Regions from separate parts of the Homo sapiens genome. Here region 1 is linked to region 2. A link is a loop called in an ENCODE intact Hi-C map of the cell type or tissue named here. Cell type or tissue: endothelial cell of umbilical vein. All regions are shown on one strand. Links, peaks and the distances in the headings refer to the core of each region. The heading gives the core; the rest is flanking DNA. Region 1 overlaps TTC28 (tetratricopeptide repeat domain 28). Region 2 overlaps PITPNB (phosphatidylinositol transfer protein beta).

Evidence for each region. A loop is a pair of places that touch in the nucleus more often than their neighbours do. Peaks named below come from ENCODE experiments on the same cell type or tissue, not always from the same donor. Only the 100,000 strongest peaks of a DNase experiment are listed, where the experiment ranks them.
Region 1: it touches region 2 in a loop (3-fold over the local background); 102 of 110 quality-filtered maps call a loop at or near these places.

Annotation. Positions count from the first base shown.
Region 1 is chr22:27,985,802-27,994,999 of GRCh38, forward strand. TTC28 (tetratricopeptide repeat domain 28) reads right to left here. Exons shown (of 23, transcript NM_001145418.2): 18 at 7,486-7,717; 19 at 6,786-6,862; 20 at 4,988-5,011; 21 at 4,077-4,206. It overlaps TTC28-AS1 (TTC28 antisense RNA 1), which reads left to right. Exons shown (of 5, transcript NR_026963.1): 3 at 8,672-8,852. Among named protein-coding and RNA genes, the nearest start is that of MIR3199-1, 70 kb to the left of the region's middle. RefSeq lists enhancers at 7,032-7,553, 7,554-8,073. In endothelial cell of umbilical vein, for the core only: a CTCF peak has its summit at 5,375; a DNase peak (open chromatin) is centred at 5,370.
Region 2 is chr22:27,883,564-27,894,849 of GRCh38, forward strand. It overlaps PITPNB (phosphatidylinositol transfer protein beta), which reads right to left. Exons shown (of 12, transcript NM_012399.5): 7 at 10,992-11,075. Among named protein-coding and RNA genes, the nearest start is that of PITPNB, 30 kb to the right of the region's middle. In endothelial cell of umbilical vein, for the core only: a CTCF peak has its summit at 3,158 (motif pointing right); a DNase peak (open chromatin) is centred at 2,878; H3K27ac peaks cover 2,647 bases.

The DNA of each region.
Region 1 (9,198 bases), core at 1,199-9,198, 100 kb after region 2:
GACAATGCCTTCATGCATGTTCAGTGTCTGCCCCCGTGGGCTTTGAAATGATCGCTGACAATGGGGGATCTGCAGTGACTTCTCTGCCTCTGCCAAAGCCCAGGGGTGCTGCTCCCTAATTCTAAGGATTCTAATGAGACTCAGAGCAGGTGTAACACAGGGCATGGAGCTTCCTGAGCAAGAGGCTGGCTAACAAACTGTGGACGTGGTACTTAGACACATTAAGAGACATTACAGGGACACCTGCAAGTATGTCTCCCTGGGGAGAAGCCAAGTGCAGATGCTATGGCCACAGATGATATGGTTTGGCTCTGTGTCCCCACTCAAATCTCATCTCAAGTTGTAATCCCTGGATGTCGAGGGAGGGACCTGGTGGGAGGTGATTGGATTGGTTCGCATGATAGTGAGGGAGTTCTCACGAGATCTGGTTGTTTGATAAGTGTCTGGCATTTCTCCTGTGCTGTCTCTCCTGCCACCTTGTGAAGAAGGTGCCTGCTTCTCCTTCGCCTTCCGCCATGATTGTAAGTTTCCTGAGGCCTCCCTAGCAATGCAGAACTGTGAGTCAATTAAACTTCCTTTCTTTATAAATTACCCAGTCTCGAATGGTATCTTTATACCAATGTAAGAACAGACTAATACAGACAGGGACCACAAAGCAAGAATTTAGGGCCTGAAGAGTCTTCAGCATTGAAAATCTTCACTCAGAATCCCTGGTCCCTGCATTGAGAGCACTGGGTAGATCACTGAACTCCCCTGACAACACTGCAAAGTGCTGGGTACCTACGATGCCACACCCTCTCCTCTGACCTCACAGTGTTAAAGTAAGGGGGCCCATAGTACACGATGTTACTGTCAGCATGCTATGTGTCGTGACTCAGCAACAGCACATTCACCAAAGGAGAAACCCCTCCGTCTCTCTATCTAGGCAGCCAGCCTTTTGACTTGTATTCGGGGATCTGGAGACTATCATTCCCTTAGGAATTAGGTTCACTAGAGGAGCATTCTGGTCACTATGGGACATTTTCCTCTGAATTTGAAAGTAAACAGCCCCTGAAAGCAACAGGAAGACATAATCAGAGAACTCAGCATTAAAAACCAATAATGAATAGTATCAATGTAATGCTTCCATTAGAAACCTCTACTTTTACCAAAATGATTTAAATGGGGTTGCTCAGAACTGAGTCCTCTCCATCTCTGACAGCCCATGCTGGGTTGTGAAGGTGTGTGCTTATTGCTGAGGACTGGAAAGGGGGCATTTCTTGGAGCCTTGGAGCCCTGGGAGCGAGCCAGCCACCTCTCTCCAGATGACAGGCCTACCGGACACCACTCTCCTCCCCGAGCTGTATGTCAAAAGGCCATAAAGCTTGCAAATGCATGCAGACCGACTCGCCCCTTGAGTATCAGTGGCTCTTGGAAAATACAGAGAATAACTGGAACATCAACTAAAGTCCCCCATAATCCCAACACCAGAGACAGCCTGTGTTAAGAGTTTTTGGGTTTCCTTCTGTACTATTCTTGATGTATCTGGCAAAGGGACCTCAAAAGCAGGGAGTGTGCAGGGGAGGAAGCCTGGCTCCACCACCCCCACACCAAAGGGAGCCTCAGGCTCCATGAGGAAGAGAGCTTTTCCTTTATAAAGCAAGGTCTTGGCCAGGTGCGGTGGCTCACGCCTATAATCCCAACACTTTGGGAGGCTGAGGCAGGCAGATCACTTGAGCTCAGGAGCTGGAGAACAGCCTGGGTAACATGGCGAACCCCTGTGTCTACAAAAAATACAAAAATTAGCTGGGCGTGGGTGGTGCATGCCTCAAGTCCCAGCTACTTGGGAGGTGGAGATTGCAGTGAGCTGAGCTCGCGCCACTGCATTCCAGCACCCCAGCCTGGGTAATAGAGTAAGACCCTGTCTCCAAAAAAAAAAAGGTTGTGGTTGTGGCTTCCTCTTGCTGACTCACTCGTGGCAGTGCCCCCCAAGGCTTGCCCTATGGCTTCTCACAGAAGTGACAAGAGAAGCATCCCGGATGGGAACCCAGCCCTTCTCAGTCTAGCGTCCATCTGCTGCTGCCTACATAGAAATTTACTATGTTTACACCAGGAAAATGATGCTTTAAACCCACAGAAGAAAAGCATGTAGGCCAGGAGCAGTGGCTCACACCTGAATCCCAGCACTTTGGGAGGCTGTGTGGGAGGGTTGCTTGAACCCAGGAGTTTAAAAAGACCATCTTGGGCAAAATGGTGAAACCCAATCTCTACAAAAAAAGTTAAAAAAAAATAAAAAACCAAGTAATGCAACCTGTAAAGGATGCCAAGCTTCTAATCCAAGGGGATTCAGAACCCCTGTGAGGCACTGTAGCTCCCCACTTTACCTTCACAATACACGACGTGTCTGAAAACACAAGGAGCCAGCCTTGAGCTGAGGTGGTCGGGGAAGGTCACCCACAAAACAGGTTAGACAGTGGGACCCCGAGCGAGAAGAAGCTTGCTTTTTTTTTTTTTTTTTTTTTGAGACAGAGCTTTTTGCTCTTGTCGCCCAGGCTGGAGTACAGTGGCGCGATCTCGGCTCACAGCAACCTCCGCCTCCTGGGTTCAAATGATTCTCCTGCCTCAGCCTCCTGAGTAGCTGGGACTACAGGCATGCGCCTCCATGCCTGGCTAATTTTTGTATTTTTAGTAGAGACGGGGTTTCTCCACGTTGGTCAGGCTGGTCTCAAACTCCCAACCTCAGGTGATCCACCCACCTCAGCCTCCCAAAGTGCTGGGATTACAGGAGTGAGCCACCGCACCCGGCAGGAAAGAAGCATTTTTAAGGATTCTCTGTCGGGCCATGTCTGACAGCTCATCCATGTAACAGTGAGGTCAGACAGTGCCATCTTCTCAAGGGTGTCCACTTCTCTCAGTTTAAAATCCAAAGGCCTTCCCTGGCATCACAGCCCACAGATCTGCCCTGCCCCCTACCCCGCCCCGACCCCTCCGTGGCTGTTCCCTCGGCCTGGCACTTTCTCCTGCAAACATCCCAGTCTCTGTGGGCCTGTCCTGGCCCTGCTCCCACCCATCTGCTTCTGCCTGCCATGGTGCTCCCTGGCTTCCTAAGGCGTCCCTTAGACACTGTATTAGGTTTGTTCGTGTTCTCCCAGTAGAGTGCAAGCTCTAGGATGGTAGGAATTTAGTCTTTTGCTCACTGCTGCATCTCCAGTGCCTGGAACATTGCCTGACACATAACAGGTGTTCAAAAGAAACCTGTGGAGTGAATGGTTCCCGAGCCAGTCACTGGGCCCCTAAGTGGGGCAGGAGGGGAGTGGCTCACAGCCTCTTGTGTTCTATCAACAGATGCACCATTACAGGTACACAGCAATATGTCAGGAGTCACACCTGCACGTTACAAATGGTAAAAAAGGGAAATCGAGTGTCCTGCACTGACTGAGGCCCCTGCTATGTGCAGTCCTAGGTACCCATGGTCTCTCAGAGGTGGTTTCAATAGTACTGTTTTCCTGCCAGTTTTGAGTACCCGTTGACAGAGGACAACACTGAAACCATTATCATCTTATGACTCTAATTTTAGTTTTCTTTAGCTCCTAATAACACTTGACCTCCAATAATACTAGAGTCTAGCAGGTTCATGTTAAGGTAATGGGCACAAATGACAGAGATGAAATCACAGTGCAGAGGAAATGGCACAAAGCCATTTGTACCATTTGGGAATCCTGCTAAACCACTGGAATCTAAGTTAATTTTTTTTTGGAAGAAAAAGAGAGATCCTCTGCCTCAGTCCTCCTGAGTAACTGAGACTACAGGCATGCACCACCATGCCCGGCTAATTTTTTTTAATTTTTGTAGAGATGGGGTCTCCCTGTGTTGCCCAGGCTGGACTCAAACACCTGGCTTCAAGTGTTCCTCCCCCTCAGCCTCCCAAAGTGCTAGGATTACATGCGTGAGCCACTGTACCCAGCCTGAGTTAACTGTTTTAAGATAATATTTTAAGAAGACACTGAGATACTTTGCCCAACAGAAACCAGGAGGAAAAACAGAGATTTAAAAGATGGAATTCAAGAACCCATTTAAGTCAAGGATTCTCTGCCTACCTAGAGCTGCCAGGAACTCGTGGCATCCCGGGAGCCGCCACAGCTGGACGCTGATGGAGACCTGAATGGGAGCTGATGCCAAGTCCTGCTCCTTCTCGCCAGCCTGGAGCTGAACCAGCACCTGGTGGAGCTGAGGAAGGGGGGACAGCGTGAGCACCCTGTGTCTCCTTCCCCTCCAGCCCACCTCAAGACTCGACCCATTATTCTTATGTCACCTGTCACTGGCATCGCTAATGACCCTCTCATGAGTGTAGCATTTGAGATTCTTTTTCAGGTGCATTCATACCTACTGTCCTGCTGTCCTCTCTGTGGGAAGCTCATGGGGCATTGGGGCAAGAGGCTGTGTGGCCTCCTGGGGCCGGGGCCGGGTTCTGCTTCCAGCCTTGTGTCTTCCCTCAGGCGTGGGAGAGCCTCACAGGAGAGGCCATGGAGAGTAGAAGGGGTGAGTTAGGGGACCGGCCACCTCCCACTTTCTTAAGTCATCTTTAGGACCTTGAGGTGGATGGCGAAGTGGAACCCGGTTACATCTTAGAGCCTCACAGCTCGAGGAATTACCCACTCAAGTGTCCATTTCCTTTCAGATTTCAGGGTCTGTGGCCTCTCCTCAGGGGTCTGTGTGTGGGTTCACAGAGTGACACTCACTGAAAGCTGGTTCTGCCCCTGCTGTCTGGTGGACCTCAGGAGGTCAAATCAAGGACGCAAGAAGGGCGGAGCAGGAAGAGGGGAGGCAGAGCAGAGAAGGGGACGGGCCGCCAGTCCAGCAGCAGTGCGCACCCGCGGGGGCGCCGCAGCCCGTGTGGCTCCGTTTGACAGCACGTGCACCCCGAGCTCAGAGCCTGCCCAGGGGAACTCGGGGGTGGGTGGGTTGAGGGGCTCACCTGACAACAGTTGCTACTTAAAGTAGTACTCACCATTCCAACCATATTTTTAACAGCCTTCGGCCAGCAGATTATAAGAAAAAGAAAGAAAGAGAGAAAGAAGAGAGTTTAGACTCAAGCACAGGCTGTTATGCAACATGAGCTGATCACTGTTTAGGAAGCGCCACACCAGGCCCGCGGCTCTGACTGGGAGGGGAGAGGAGCAAGAGTCAGCAGGGGACACACAGGAGAACGGACAGCCACACCCAGGCCAGCCGCGTGCGGATCCAGGGGCTCAGGGGCAGCATCAGCCAGGCCTCCCTTCCCAGCCAGTAGAGGCTCGGGAGGGAAAGAGCACAGCGGGCGTTTGTAGCCAGCTCAGGAAACCAAAGTCCCTGGTTCCTGAGTGAGCCAGGAAAGGTCCACCAGCTGCCACCACTGGGGGCAGCCTCGGGACATGTCCCTAGGGCCCAACAGCGTATCAGGCAGAAAGTCCCTGTGCTCCCATCAAAAGCAAGAAATTAAGCAACTGGCTTTTTGGCCTCTCAGCACAGCCTTGCAAATGGAGTATAATTTTGGCTTTCAGATTTTGTAGAACACAGACCTCTAGACCGCCTGGGTTCAGGATGCTTTAATATGCAGTGTTCTGGAAGTGTCTTCCTGATGCTATTCAACGAGCAGGCGTTAATACACTTATTACAAAATGAGCAGGGACTCAGCCAAGGGGACAGGTCACTGTTGGTTCTAAGTTCCAAATCCAGGTGGAAACAGCCCTAGGTAGCACTCAGTGTGTTTCAGAGGCTAATAGTAGATGGAGCAGCTTTATTTCTCCATAGAAATATTTCCACTTCAGTGAAATTTGCTGGCAAATATCTCTAATAACAACATATATTACTTTTTCAAATTGTTACACTCCAAAATGGCCAGAAAAGCAACTCTGTGCTCTTCAAGGGCTGCTCCAGCCTCCAGAAGTGCTCCCACAGCTGTCCCCCCAGGGGCTTGGTCCAGACCCTCACTGGCCAGAACGCAGTGGTGCAGCATGGGTACTGAGAAGCTCCCAGGCCAAGCTGCAAAGGACCTACATGATGCTAAGAACTGGAACCCGCCGAACTCCTGAACTAGATCTGTATTTTCCTAAAAGAAAGCACATCTGCTAAGCAGTGTCTTGCATGAGAGTTGCTCCTGGGTTCACTGCTTTGCCTTGGTGACTATCTTGTTTCAGGCATGGTTAAGTACTTTGATCAAAGAAGCGTGGGAACACCTGCAGCCATCCTGGTGGGCTGGCCCCACACCTGGTGGCTTGGGGAGGGTGGCTGTAACACTCGTCAATCAGCTGAAAAAGTGGGTGGTGAGGAGGACAAGGTTCAGGAGACCACCGAGTGGAGATTTCAGGAAATGCCCTGAGACCACAGGTGACAGGGGCCCCATAAGCATCCTCTGAAGGCCCTGGATGCTCAGCACATATGAGAACACTATGCAAACCTGCCCCTCTGTGCCCCTCTGAGTCAAGCACCCAGCTTCACCCTGGGGTTGGCCGCACAGCTTCATCAGGGCCACAGCTGCCCATGACAATGCCAATAGCAGCCAGTGTCTGCTGGTACGACCTCCCATCATGCCGGTAAGGGGCAGTGCCGCTGGCACGGATGCCTTGGCATCGCAGATGGAAACAGCAGGTAAACAGCACTTGCCAGGCAGGGCTATTCTCTTACTCCCGGCCCTCACCTTCTCCTTTGAATCACAAAGGCGGTGAGACTGCATTCACTTACAGGTTCCTATTTAGGGCCAAGTTGCTCTGCCTTTCCAAATCAGCATGGGCCTCAGGCCCTGGCTCAGCCCTCCAGGCTCGACTTACCCGGCTGATGAGCTGCTCGCCCGTCTCGGAGGCAGTGATGAGTTTGCAAAGGGCTTGGAGGGCAGGATTGGGCAGACCTAAACCAAGAAAAAAGGGTAGAAGTTATTCAGAAGGGCCTCTGCACCCAAAAGCCTGCCACCTTCCCAGGGGAAAGAACCCTAAATCCTTGGCATCGGTGGCATTTTTCAGAAGCTCAGCACAGCTAGACATGTGTGTCTGTGTGTGCCTTGGAAAAGGACAGCGTGGTCTCCCAGGAAGGTGGGTGGAAGTGGGTTGAGTCCTGACCCTGCCGCAGTCCTCTAGGCGTGGCCACACTCCCAGGACCCAGGCAGCACCACCCCTAGTCAAGCACCCAGCTTCACCCTGGGGTTGGCCGCACAGCTTCATCGGGGCCACAGCTGCTGATGACAATGGCAGTAGTGGCCAGTGTCTGCCGGCACGACCTCCCATCATCCCGGGAAGGGGCAGCGCCAGTGGGGCGCAGATGCCTGCCATCACAGATGGAAACAGCAGGTAAATGGCACTTGTTTCCTCCAGGTGTGGAGATGCTTGTATCTGGGACCCCCTGCCATTTCTCAGGACACCCTCCTGCTCCTAGCTGGGAGATCCAGCATCCTCATGAATGCGGGGCCCAAGGCCACCAACTGTTCCACCTGCTGTCAGCCAGGCCTGTTGCCCCAGCCCTACACCCACAGCTCACCCAGCAGGGACTGGAGTGTGCTGCTGCACTGCTGGAGCCGGTCGCCCGGGTCGGAGGTTGGGAAGAAGACAGCCGCTGGCAGGCCACTGGTTGGGGGGTCCAGCCGGAAGCCCACAGCGGTGAGGAGGGCCTGCCAGCCAGGGATGCCGCCCACTTTGTTCTCCACACTCTGCTGGGATGTGTACATGGCATTGCGCTGCCCATTCTGGATGCGCTGCAGGGATTTCTCCACCTGAGGGGGAATTGGGGGTGAGTCAGAGACCCAGGCCAGCCCTGGTTTCCATCCGCATGGCTTTGAGGGTACACAAAGCCCCAGGGTGAAGCCAGGCTGACTGCTGCAACCCCACATAGCCCACGTGGCCAGGCCTGAGGATGTGACACTGGGGCACTGACTAGGCATCTTGCAAGGGAGGGCACAGAAGGGAAGGATTTTACCATCAGAGCCCTCGAGGGCTGGTACAACAGAAGGATTCTGTCCCTCCCCTAAACCAACCCCTTCCACACTCTCCGCAGACAGTAAAGCAATGTGTCTGAACACACAGGTCAGGGGCCTGCCTCAACCATGTAATGGCTCCTGCCCACTAGGATAAACCCTCAGGCCCTTCAGGAACCCCCTCACTGCCCACAGCCCAGCCCCATCATGGGGTCTTGGCTGGCAATGCCCTTCTTCCCCATTCTTCCCACTCAGCCTTGGTCCCTCCGCACTGGCTTCTGGAGCCTATACCTCCCTCCACCGGGAAGTGCCCTCATGTCATCCAGGGCCTGAACAGGTGCCTGGCACTTCTACGCTGAAGTCACCCAAGTCACTGCTGCATGAACTACATGAGTGAGTGTTTTAACAGTAGTACAGGGCCTCAAGGCTAAGTGGCGGCAGCTGAGAGGCGTGGTGGCTCACGCCTGTAATCCTAACACTTTGGGAGGCCAAGACGGGCAGATCACTTGAGTCCAGGAGTTCAAGACAAGCCAGAGCAACATAGCGAGACCCCAGCTCTACACCCCACCCCCTAAAAACACACCCAAAAACAGTAGTGCAAACAGCTTTCATCAGGCCTCCCTGGGCCTCTCTCTAGTGGAAACCCCTGTCCACTCTGGGATGTTGGGTGCCCTATGAGGCACATGTGCCCTCACCGGAGGGGCATGAGTGGTCCAAGATGTCACCTGAGGTTTTTTTTTTTTTTTTTTACAGTAAACACTGGGATGCCGGAGCTCAGGCATCCCAGACAGGAGGAAGTGTGTACTCACACCAGCCAGGAGGAAACAAGCCTGCCTGGGAGGACAGACGATCAGCCCTGGCTGTCCCTCAGGAGCGGGGGGCCTCCAAGGCACACTGCCCACTGGGTCAAGGAGTATCCAGGAGGAGTTAGAAGGTAGGGGCTGGGGAACTTGACCCATGGCCCCCACACCCACCCCAGAAGATAATACCAAGGAAAAAGAGGAAACCCTTAAGTGGGCCTGAGGGGCCTCAAGGCCATGTAGGGGCAGCTGAGAGGCCTGGCCTGGGAGGAGGTGACTAATGGGTAGAGAAGGCAGTTCCATTTCCCCAAAAAAGCAGTGTGTAGTGGCAGCAAGGACGGAGGGACTTCGGGGGTGACGGGACCCGAGAACTGAAAGGCTCCAGACAGTTTCCAGATACAGGGTAACAGTGGAGAGGGCCTCCCAGCACCCTGGGTGTTGGCCTCCTCGAGCCAACTGGGGGCACGCTGGGGGCTTGCT
Region 2 (11,286 bases), core at 1-8,000:
CAGGGAAGGGGCAACAAATTTGCATTTCTAATAAGCTGCCTGCGGGCAGACCACACTTGAATGCAAAGGGACTCAGGGTTTTGGCTTGAGTCCTAATAAAGGCTTTGACAGGCAAGCTCTGAAGTTAGCTAAAAATGCTCCCCAGCGACCCTCAGGGGCTCTAAAAAGAACCACCTCTTAACTTCCAGGCAATCTTCAGAGAACTGGACTAGTGGACAGACCCAACCCACAACTGGAAGTCATGCATGTACAGACCTGCCTAATGACCATGGTCTCCAAAGGAGACCAAACTGGGGACAGGACGGGGGAGGTGTGAGTGAGCTGGACTCAGCAGAGGTGATTCAGGTGTTGCAAAGGAGGCTGAGCTGATTATCAGCAGCCTCATGCTCCCACTTGGGAGTGCCTGTGTCCTCTGGGGTATTAAGAAAAAAAATGTGACTAGTGAGTGGACCCACAGCTTTGCTGCAGAAGCTGGTGCTGAAAAAGCTGCTTGCACGAAGTGTTTCTGCTGGAAAGAGATGTTGCAGACTGGTCCAGAGTCTCAACAGCAGCAACAACCCAGGGACCACACAGTGTAGGGAGGGAAGGCTGGCTGCCTGGGGCAGGCAGGAGGGCTGCAGCACTCGAAGCCCGTAATTGTGTCCCCATTACCCCCTGGGGGGGACATCTGCAAATGAGGAAAGGTACCAGAAAAAAGGATGGAGATTTTGGGTAAATATGACAGTGGAAATTATATTCATGGGCAGGTAAGGAAGAGGCACATGAGAGTAACAACTAGTGTGAAGTTAAAAAGGACAAAAAGATGAACGTGATATGAATGAAATCTGAGCTTTATCTTAGGAGCACAACAAACTTACTGCGTAGCCCACAAAACAGGGACCCCTCCTACTCTGCAGGGAAGTTCCCTATCAATCAGGGCATACCCTGCACATTCTGTGACCCAAAACGAATATGGCACACGAGTTTCTAGCTTGTGTCTCTTCCTTTCAAGAACATCATCCTTGGTGATGCTGAAAAGCCATGGTCTTGGCACTGTGGTCACACAATGCTAATGCTTGATCTTGAACCATCTCATTTAGGAAAAATTTCACCATGAACTGAAGCATTACACTCAAACATGCTGAAAGACGAGGGGAAAAATTTCATTCTCTCTTTAAATTTGATTCATTTCAATATTAAATGGATCCCGATTTTTAAACTACATCTCTCAATTTAATGCTTTTATATCATTATTTCCTTATTATTAACATGTAAAAAACACTCAGATGTTAAGGTGCATCACTTTTAGGTATGTAAGCCTTAAAATTTTGGATTAAACATTGTTTCTACTTAAAAAGTACCTTGAAAATTATACAAATAAAGTCACATAGTATGTACTATAGAGGAAGGCTGATACAATCCTTTCTTGTTATACATAAATATCTAAAAATGTGGTTCCAATTTCTTTTTTTTTTTCTAAACCATGCTCATTTTCTTTCAAATTACTTCCAAAAACGAAGGTCTCTCTGATGTTAATCGTGTGTATACTTCAGCTTACACTTTAAAGAGTCTTCCTCTCCCGGGAAGTGACTTTTGTATATAAATCATGGAAAGCTACTTAGACAAAGTGCTGGAGATGATTAAAAAGAGCCAGATTCAAATTTATACCTAAAAAAAAAAAAAAAAAAAAAAAAAAAAAAAAAAAAAAAAGCAGAAGCAGATGTCAACTGACTCATTTGTGTATATTTTGGAAATGTGCTGAAGATATGCATGTGCATTTCATCAGGACATTTAAGGAATCCTAAACTTTTTACTGTGGTTGTGTATCAGTGACAACTTTAGAAATTAAAAAACTTTAAAACTTACACTGTGGTGTTTTATGCTGGATACTCCTGGTTCTTACTACAATTTGATCTAACCAAAACACTTTTTAATCTGACCAAAAAGGTATTTGCTCATTTAGAAACAACACTCAGAAATTTTATTTTCTTCAGACAGTCTCTGTTGCCCAGGCTGGAGTACAGTGGCATGATCATAGCTCACTGCAGCCTCGAACTCCTGAACTCAAGCAATCCTCCTGCCTCAGCCTCTCAAAATGCTGGAATTGCAGGCATGAGCCACTGTGTCTGGCCAAAATTTTTAGAATTTAAGGCATATAATATATATCTTATCCAGAATTACTAAAGAAGGAATTAAAGTAGATTTTATTTTTTCATTTACTATTTGAACAATAAAAACTTCAACTCCTCCAAAAAGCCTTTTCTTCTTCTTTTTTATAATACTAGACAGAAAAAACATTTGCAAATTCTCTCTGATCTACCAAACCTTTATGGAAGAGCTTATGCCACGCCATGCATCCAGCATCTTGCTAGGTCCTGGAAACAGAAATGATGAGTACAGTACAATCCTGACCGCCAAGAGGCATCTAGCTTACTGAGGAAGACTTTTAGAAGTGATGCCTGGGTTTAAAACAAGGGGCTCTGAGGATGGAGAGGGCGTGAGGTGTGTCCTGCTGGAGCATGGTGTACTCTGTGACCACTGGGATGACCAGCAGAAGGACGCTTCCCTCTTAAAGGATATAACAACTTAATAACACTTCACTACAATGTCACTTTCTCTTGAAACAGGAAATCCGTTTCCTATGGTAGGTACATTCTGAAGGGACAAAAGATACTAAGTGAGGACATTATGCAGAAATCCCAGACTACTTGGCTTCTTTCATCAGGAAGTGATGTAGCTTCTAGAAAATTACAGAGAACAGTGGCTAAAGCAATAGTCATATACAGACTTCCCACAAGTCATCAACAAAAAGTCTTAATGACCCATATATTTAAATACATATGATTTTTGTAGCAAACTACTCTGTGACCCTAGGTCACACTGACAGATTTTTAAAACAAATCCTTGTTCCTAGAGTTATTGTGATGATGTCACCCTCCAATTATGTAAACATGTCAAAGCATCCACTCAAGTATTCAGTTATGCCATGAGTCAAATCCCATCTCTTCTCTGCATGGTGAAGTATAGTTCATAAACACTACCAAAGACAGCAAATCTACAAGAGTGGTATACAAGCCACCTGACAACCTAGCTGAGAGAGTTAAATCTTAAGAGTAATCAACAATCACTCTGAATTAAAATATTTGGGGCTGCATTTGTATTACATTCACCTGCAGTGACAGAAAGCCCCCACCAGGTGGAGTTTCAAATTCTTGGTTTCTTGCACTCCCAACTATTTCATGTTTGTCCTGACTCTGAGGACTTCACTCAAATTTAATAATGCAGCTGTTTTCTTTCTTTTTAAAAGCAAGTAATATGAAAGAAACTCAACCATTTAACTTTTTTTTTAATTAGCTCACTCAAGAAAAACCAGAAGTCATTAAATACAGAATGAAAAATCACTGATTAAATCAGACTGAGACAAAAATCTCCAGGAGTCAAGGTGCCACAAGTACAAACTTTGAGGATCACTATACCTTCAGAAGGTCTTCCTAATTTTCTTTTTCCAAATCACCACCAACACATTCATTTAAGGGAGAAAAGGTCAAATCATGAAATTTTAAATTGGGTAAGACTATAGACAGTGATTTACCTGACTTCTGGATATTCACAACTGCATAGGTAACCAGATTCTACATGTGAGGTGTTACCACTAAACACAGGCGCATTAGAGGAACATGAATTCCCAGTAGTCACACGATCTCCCATTCAGAAGGTGCTGCCCTTTGGTCATAAAAATAGTGTTGAGAAAAACGCAGGTTCTAGCTACAGCCTCCTAGTACAGGCCCAGACATGATGGTGGTCTTGTGAAAGGGGATCATTCCCTGTTTACAAAGCAAGAGAGTCAGGCTCCCAGCTGAGCTGCAGGGTAAGAGCTGGGGCTGACTGAAGGGGTAGGATCTGGATCTGGCCATTCAACCATCCAACCTGAGCCTCCACAAGCTGTCCTCTGGTCCCCGGAACAAGACAGACTCAGCAAATCTAGGAAGGAGATTCTGCTCCAATATCCCCACCCACCCCACCTCCCCAGGTCTAACAGGCGACCCAATCCATGGGGTGCAGCCCCACCCCCACTCAATCCCACACCCACTTACTGGCCTATTCATAGTTACTAAGCTCTCGATTCTAGTGTCACTCCAATCCTTAAAGAGCAAGTTTTAGGCACTAAACATTGACTGCTGGTATGGCAGATGCATCCTAAAGTAAACCCCTCCCTGCCATAAGTCACCCTCATGTAATTCCCTCCCGTTAAGTGCAAGCAGAACCGCTAACCTGCTTCTAAGCCACAGACTGTGGCAAAGGTAATGGGAGGCCATTCCCTTAATTAATCAAACTAATCAGGTCACATTACCCAGCCACTAAATATGTAGTGATCTCTTATGCAGCAACAGAAACCATACAGTTGGTGAGAGGAGTTTATCCCCTGATCCACTGCACACATCTCTGTCAGACCTCAACTCTTCCATCCCATTCCTGTCCTAAGGGAAATCACTATTAATGGCATCTTATGCATTCTTCTTGATAGTCCATACATAACTAAGCAAACTATTTTTCTCCCTTTTAATATAACAAATGGAAGCATATTATACATACTTCTTTGTCTTTCTCCCTCCAGGTTGTCTTGAAAAGGATTCTCCATCAGTACAAATAGAGCTCACTCCCTTTTAATGATTGCACTGAACTCCATCACATGAGTGTGCCACAATGATTTTAATCAGTTCCCGATTGATAAAGAAACACTTAGACTTCTGATCCTAGGTTTATACACCTGTCACTTTACAGTGGGTAGAGTTAATTCCTAGAAGCAGAATTTTGCTGGGTCAACAGGCTATGTACACTTGTAATTCTGCTAGACTAGCAACAGTTCCACTAATTTACATTCCCACAGACAATGTATGGGAGTGCCTGCTTCCTCATCCCTTGCCAACCCAGGTGTTATCAAAAGGACATCAAATTGATTTTGTATTCCAGTACAAACTCTTGGCTCATAGTGTTTAGTTTCATCATTATTCTCAAGCTCATCAGGTTCATCTGACCGATATTTATGAAGGGCCTACTCTGTAAAAAGGGAACAGGTTGCTAAACAAAGAGAACAAAACACACCAATGAAATGAGCAAAAGCTTCTGAAATTCAGCAGAGAGGAAGACTGATTTCAACTTGAAAGAAATCTCCCTGGAGGAGGCAAGCTCCGACCTACCTAGATCCTGAAGGACATGTCAACTTTGGACAGAGAAAGGAGTCCCAGAAAGGAGGTGAGAACAAGTAGTGTGTTGGAACAGGAAAGCATAGGGTATGGTCCGTGGCACAGCAGTGTGAGGAGAGGAAGAGAATGCTCAAGTGGCAGCTCGAAGAGTGACTGCCCTGGCAAGGCCTGAGCTAGGGAAGAATCAGTCAGTGATCTGAGAATTGGGATTTCCACTTTAGGCATTAGCTAAGTGATCATGAGAAATACTAGCTTACCTGGGCCTCAGGAGGTTAGCCCTGAAACCAAAATTTCTGTAGCTGCAGAACTGTGTGTTCAAAGTAAATCTTACAGTCAAGACTAACGACAAGCAAGCACAACTGCGCTGGGAGAGGGAACAGGAAGGAACTCAGCCCCTTATTCTAGTTGCTCCATCCTGATAACCTGAGGGAGGAGGGGGCAAGAAACTCTTAGGATTATGTGAAGCACAGTCTAAATGCAAGGAGGCCTAGGTAGCTAAGGTTCCCTTCAGCTCGAAAAACTACTCCAATTCAATGTCAGATGGTACACCTGTACCTTCATTTCTATTCTGCTTGCCTATGATTCATTTATTAACAGGAATTCACTGAGTACCCACTACATTTCAGACAGTGTTATAGGATCTGGGGAGACATGGGCTAAGGTTGCAAAGACTCTTCCCTCTCAGGTTTAATTTCTACTTGGAAGGGAGAGAGAAAAATGAAGAAATAAACGTATAATGTGTCAGAGCAACGAGTGTAAGAGGAAAAAGTGTAATGACTGTTCCACTCATCAAAACTCTACACATCCTCATGTCAGGAGTCTTTCCTTCAGCCTTTTCAGCTTTGCATTCTTACAGATCATCTGTTCTCTTCTCTGAAATCCTACAGCACTTTGGACCACGCTGTAAGCCTCTGCCACTTGTTAACTACTTCATTGTACTGGGCTTCTCTTGCTAAGACTGTAAGTCTCTTGTAGGTGCTATACAAATCCTCGACAGCTACCACAGTGCTGCATGCACAGCACTGGTACACACTGCACAGGCATTCAGTACTATTGACTGCTATGACATTACCGTTTTAGAATAGCAAAGGTGTTGTGCCTTTTCTCTACACTGTAGACTAGAATATTCGAGTGACAAAATTACCTAAAAGGGCAGAATGAAATGAACTAATTAACTTAACAGAAAACCAAATTGGATCTGGTAAGAAGTAGTGACCTTCAGGTGGTCCAGGTGTTTGGGACAGAAGCTAATCCTAAAACACTAACTAGTCAAGGCCCAAACAATGGGGCGGAAATTAAAGGGTTAGAGTGTAGGGGCAGCTGTCAATGCCTGTGAAAGTGGACAGACAAGGATGTGCAGAAGAAAAGAGCAGACCCAGGGTCCCTGCACCACTAGATTTCACAGTCACCTCCTCCCTGAAATGGGGGTCTGGTCCTAGCTCTCCTGCCACCACCCATACCTGCCTTCAACACCGCCCACCCCCACACCCTCCATCCCAACCCTGGAAGCTCAATGCTCTGCTCCAGGCTTAAAAACTGTCAAGGGCAACTTTGCCACCAAAAAGTTCTTCTCTTTCTTTTTGTAACAGAGAAATATGCATACTGGAATTATTTTTTTTTTTTACATCAAAAGGTCTGATAATCCTTACGTAACAGTTCTTTAATTATCCCCCAAGACAGCACATTAGACGAAAAGCTCCTGTGACACAAAGGTCTACAGCAGCACTAGTCACAACAGCCAAGAGGTAGAAAAAACCCAAATGTCCATCAACAGATGAACGTATGAAGCTGGGCGCGGTGGCTCATGCCTGTAATCCCAGCACTTTGGGAGGCTGAAGCAGGAGGATCACAAGGTCAGGAGATCGAGACCATCCTGGCTAACATGGCGAAACCCTGTCTCTACTAAAAATACAAAAAATTAGCTGGGCATGGTGGTGGGCACCTGTAGTCCCAGCTACTCGGGAGGCTGAGGCAGGAGAATGGTGTGAACCCCGGAGGCGGAGCTTGCAGTGAGCCGAGATCGCGCCACTGCACTCCAGCCTGGGCGACAGAGCGAGACTCTGTCTCAAAAACAAAACAAAACAAAAAACAGATGAATGCATGAACAAAATGTGGTCTATCCATACACTGGAATATTATTCAGCCATAGAAAGGAATGAAGTACTGACACACACTACGAAGATGAATCTTGTAAATCAATGCGAAGTATAAGAAAGAAGCCAGCCACAGGAGGCTGTGCGTTGCGTGATTCTATTTATATGAAATATCCAGAATAGGCAAATCCCAAAAGACAGAAAACAGGTTAGCAGTTGCCAGAGGTTAGGGGGAAGGAGAATCAGGGAACGACTGTTCATGAGTACAGGGTGTCCTCTTGGGGTGATGAAAACGTTTTGCAGCTAAACAGTGGTGATGGTTGCAGGACCCTGTTAATGTACCAAATGCCACTGAATTATACATTTAAAAATGGCTAAAAGGGTAAAATTTAGATTATGTGTATTTTATCCCAATAAAAAATAGTTCCTGCAAATTCAATAAACTTTAAAATAAATTTATATCTTACTAATCTCTAAAACGTAATGGGAAATTAGGAGCTATGAACATCAAAAAGCCACATATACGCAGGTTGTGTTTAGTCCCCAGACAATGCTTGGTGTGAACACAGACTCTTGGAACTCTTGTACAACTGGAGCTAATAATAATGATAATTACAGCTAGCATTTACTGAACTACACACTGGCTGTATGATAAGATCTGGCTCTGTGTTACCACCCAAATCTCATCTCAAATTGTAATTAACACATGTCAAGGGAGGGACCTGTGATCCCCATGTGTCAAGGAAGGGAGGTGACTGGACCATGGGGGCAGCTTCCCCCATGTTGTTCTGGTGACGGTGAGTGAGTTCTCACAAGATCTGTTTAGGAGTTCCTCCTTCCTCCTCCTCTCTCTCCTGCCGCCATGTAAAACGTGCCTGATTCCCCTTCCACCATGACTGTAAGTTTCCCAAGGCCTCCCCAGCCATGCAGAACTGTGAGTGAATTAAACCTCTTTCCATTATAAATTACCCAGTCATGGGTAGTATCTTTACAGCAGTATGAAACAGACTAATATACTCTTAAGTGCTCACATTTAATCTTATAATTACTCTCATTTTACACAAGATAATACAGGCAAAGAGAGGCTAACCAACTTGTCCAAGATTAAATAGCCAGTAGGTGGCAGAGCCTCAGAATGGAAATCTGAAGCCCACCTAGTTTTAGAATGTATGTTTTTAGTCAAAGCTCCATACCTCACAACACAGATCCTCCTCACTTGGGCTCAATCCAGTCTTTTTCACTAGCTATCCACCCCAAACATCACCATTTTCACACAGAGAACTACCTACTCAGCCTTTGCATGTGCAGTGCCTTCCACCTGGAGCACCTATCTCAAGTGCTGCTGTCATGCATCCAGTGCCTCCTCTCCTCTCTGAAGTCTGTGCTGAGGTGGAGGTGATGGGAACCAGGGCCTCCACGGTTCTTGTGCAATCTGCCCTTACTCTGCTCTTTCCACCAGCATTCATGCCTGTAAACACTGCCCATTTTCGCCTGAGGACAGGAACAAAGAATTTTTATGCCTCCAGCAAAACCAAAGGTATCTTGTACTCTGCTGGTGAACAACGTAGACTGCAAACCTATGGACCATAAGTCTGAGTCAGTCGAGCCATTTTGTTTGGTCATTATAGCATTTTCAAACACCAACAACATAATGGGAATGCCTTCCCCAGGGCACCCGATCCTGGTGTGGCATACTGCTGCTTGGTATTTTAGTGATGGGCAGCTCCAGGCTTGTAAGCTGTCCTGACCTAGTCATTAACTAACTCACTCATTACTCCCAATTACTTCTCTTCCCATCATTCTTTCACATATAGTAAATCTTAGCTGTAAACAATACCAAGAGAAATAAAAGGGCATAACAGATATATCATTTCATTTCTACAGATTGAAAAACTCCCTATATAATGTCAAAGGTGGAAATATCCCTAAAATTGAAACAACTTCGAATCACAGCAAAACTAAAATTTAAGAACTTCTAGAACAAAAGTCCCTTATCAGTGCTCACACTTCTAAGCAGGAAGGGGGCCCTAGCAGAGTTGGCCCAGCCTGGCACTGGGTCACTGCTGGCAGTCTCAACCCCAGTGACATCTGAGAAAAGGTCGGGGACCTTTGTTCAGGCAAGTTTACCTTTAAATTTCAACAGCAAAACCAGACATTTAGCGTTTGACTTATTTCTGTTTCACTTACAACACTGCTCAAGTTCAGGGAATAAGCACCAAAAATAGAAATGGAAAGGGACGCCTACTGAACATACCGTGCTTGACCACGACAAAACAAAGGGTACCACTCTTATTCCAAAGCTTTAGCTCTCTAGATTAGAGGAAGAGGACCAGTGCTTGTATTTACACATGCTGTGTAAAACCAAAGCAGCACTTAGCACACTATAAAGTAAGAACCACATTAATATTCATAAACTTTGGCAAGATGAGACAGGGGTCTGTTTTTTCCTTTTTTTTTTTTTTTGAGACGGAGTCTCGCTCTGTTGTCCAGGCTGGAGTGCAGTGGCGCGATCTCGGCTCACTGCAAGCTCCGCCTCCCGGGCTCATGCCACTCTCCTGCCTCAGCCTCCCGAGTAGCTGGGACTATAGGCGCCCACCACCATACCGGCTAATTTTTTGTATTTTTAGTAGAGAAGGGGTTTCACCATGTTAGCCAGGATGGTCTCGATCTCCTGACCTCGTGATCTTCCTGCCTCAGCCTCCCAAAGTGCTGGGATTACAGGCTTGAGCCACCATGTCTAGCCTTTTTTTTTTTTTTTTTTTTTTTTTGAGCTAGGATCTCGCTCTGTCACCCTGGCTGGGGTGCAGTGGTACGATCACGGCTCACTGCAACCTCAAATTTCTGGACTCAAGTAATCCTCCTGTCTAAGCCTCCTCATGTAGCTGGAATTACAGGCACATGCCACCATGCCCAGCTAATCGTTTTTTTCTTTTTAGAGACAGGATCTCACTATGTTGTCCAGGCTGGTCTCAAGCTCCTGTGCTCAAGCAATCCTCCCTCCTTGGCCTTCCAAAGTGTTGGGATTACAAGTGGAAGCCACTGTGTCCAGCCTAAGATTATTCTATTATGCTTACATATATAATCTTTATCTTGAGTCTTAATCTGGCATGAGGAATAAGCATCTTTACTTGTGAAAAAGAAATTTTTTTATTAAGTCAAAAGCCAGGAGTAGAAATATTTACATCTTAATAGGATTCAAAATAGAAAGCTAAACAACTATTAAATTAAAATACTCTACACCTACTTCTGGAATCTAAAAGAACATTTTTAAAAAGATACTCTACACCAACCATTTTCCACAAATAACAACTGTAGCTGAGTTACTAAATACTTGTATGCAAATTAAATTTTTGCTTTCTTAATCACATTTGAAAAGTAAAAGGGACCTAGCTGGAGGGAGAATTATTTTGTAAACAATGTGTTTTTTGTTTTTCAATGAAAACAACCTACATTTCCCAGGTATACTGGGATTTCTTAAAGGGATCACTTGCACAAAGCCAAAATCTACACAGAAAACAAATCGCCTTCTCTCTTACTCTGGTCTCTTTGCTGCACAGACGTACTAGACTTCACTCCAAGCTCACTTCGGCATAGAAATGTAGGCCATACAAGAAAGAAAGGAAATAATTTTTTTAACTTAATCCCAAATGTGATAGTAGAAAATAATTTTTAACTGTAAAAGGGAACAGATTAAATGTCATTGAGTAATACTTACTGCTGGTTCAACTTGACTTCTATCTGCAATATCTATATGGACAATTTCAACAGTTTTCCATGTGTTTGGATCTAAACCATGTACCTACCAATGACAAAGAGAAAAGAAACAAAACAAACTGTAGATTATTCTATTATGCTTACACATATAATCTTTATCTTGAGTCTCTCAGGGGACATTATAGGGAATTAAAAGACCCAAATTATTATTTCATTATATTAGCTGTCTGACATTTTGCAGGATCTAAAAGTCTTTTATTACCACTTATAACCCCAAATAATAAGGAAGGAGAGAA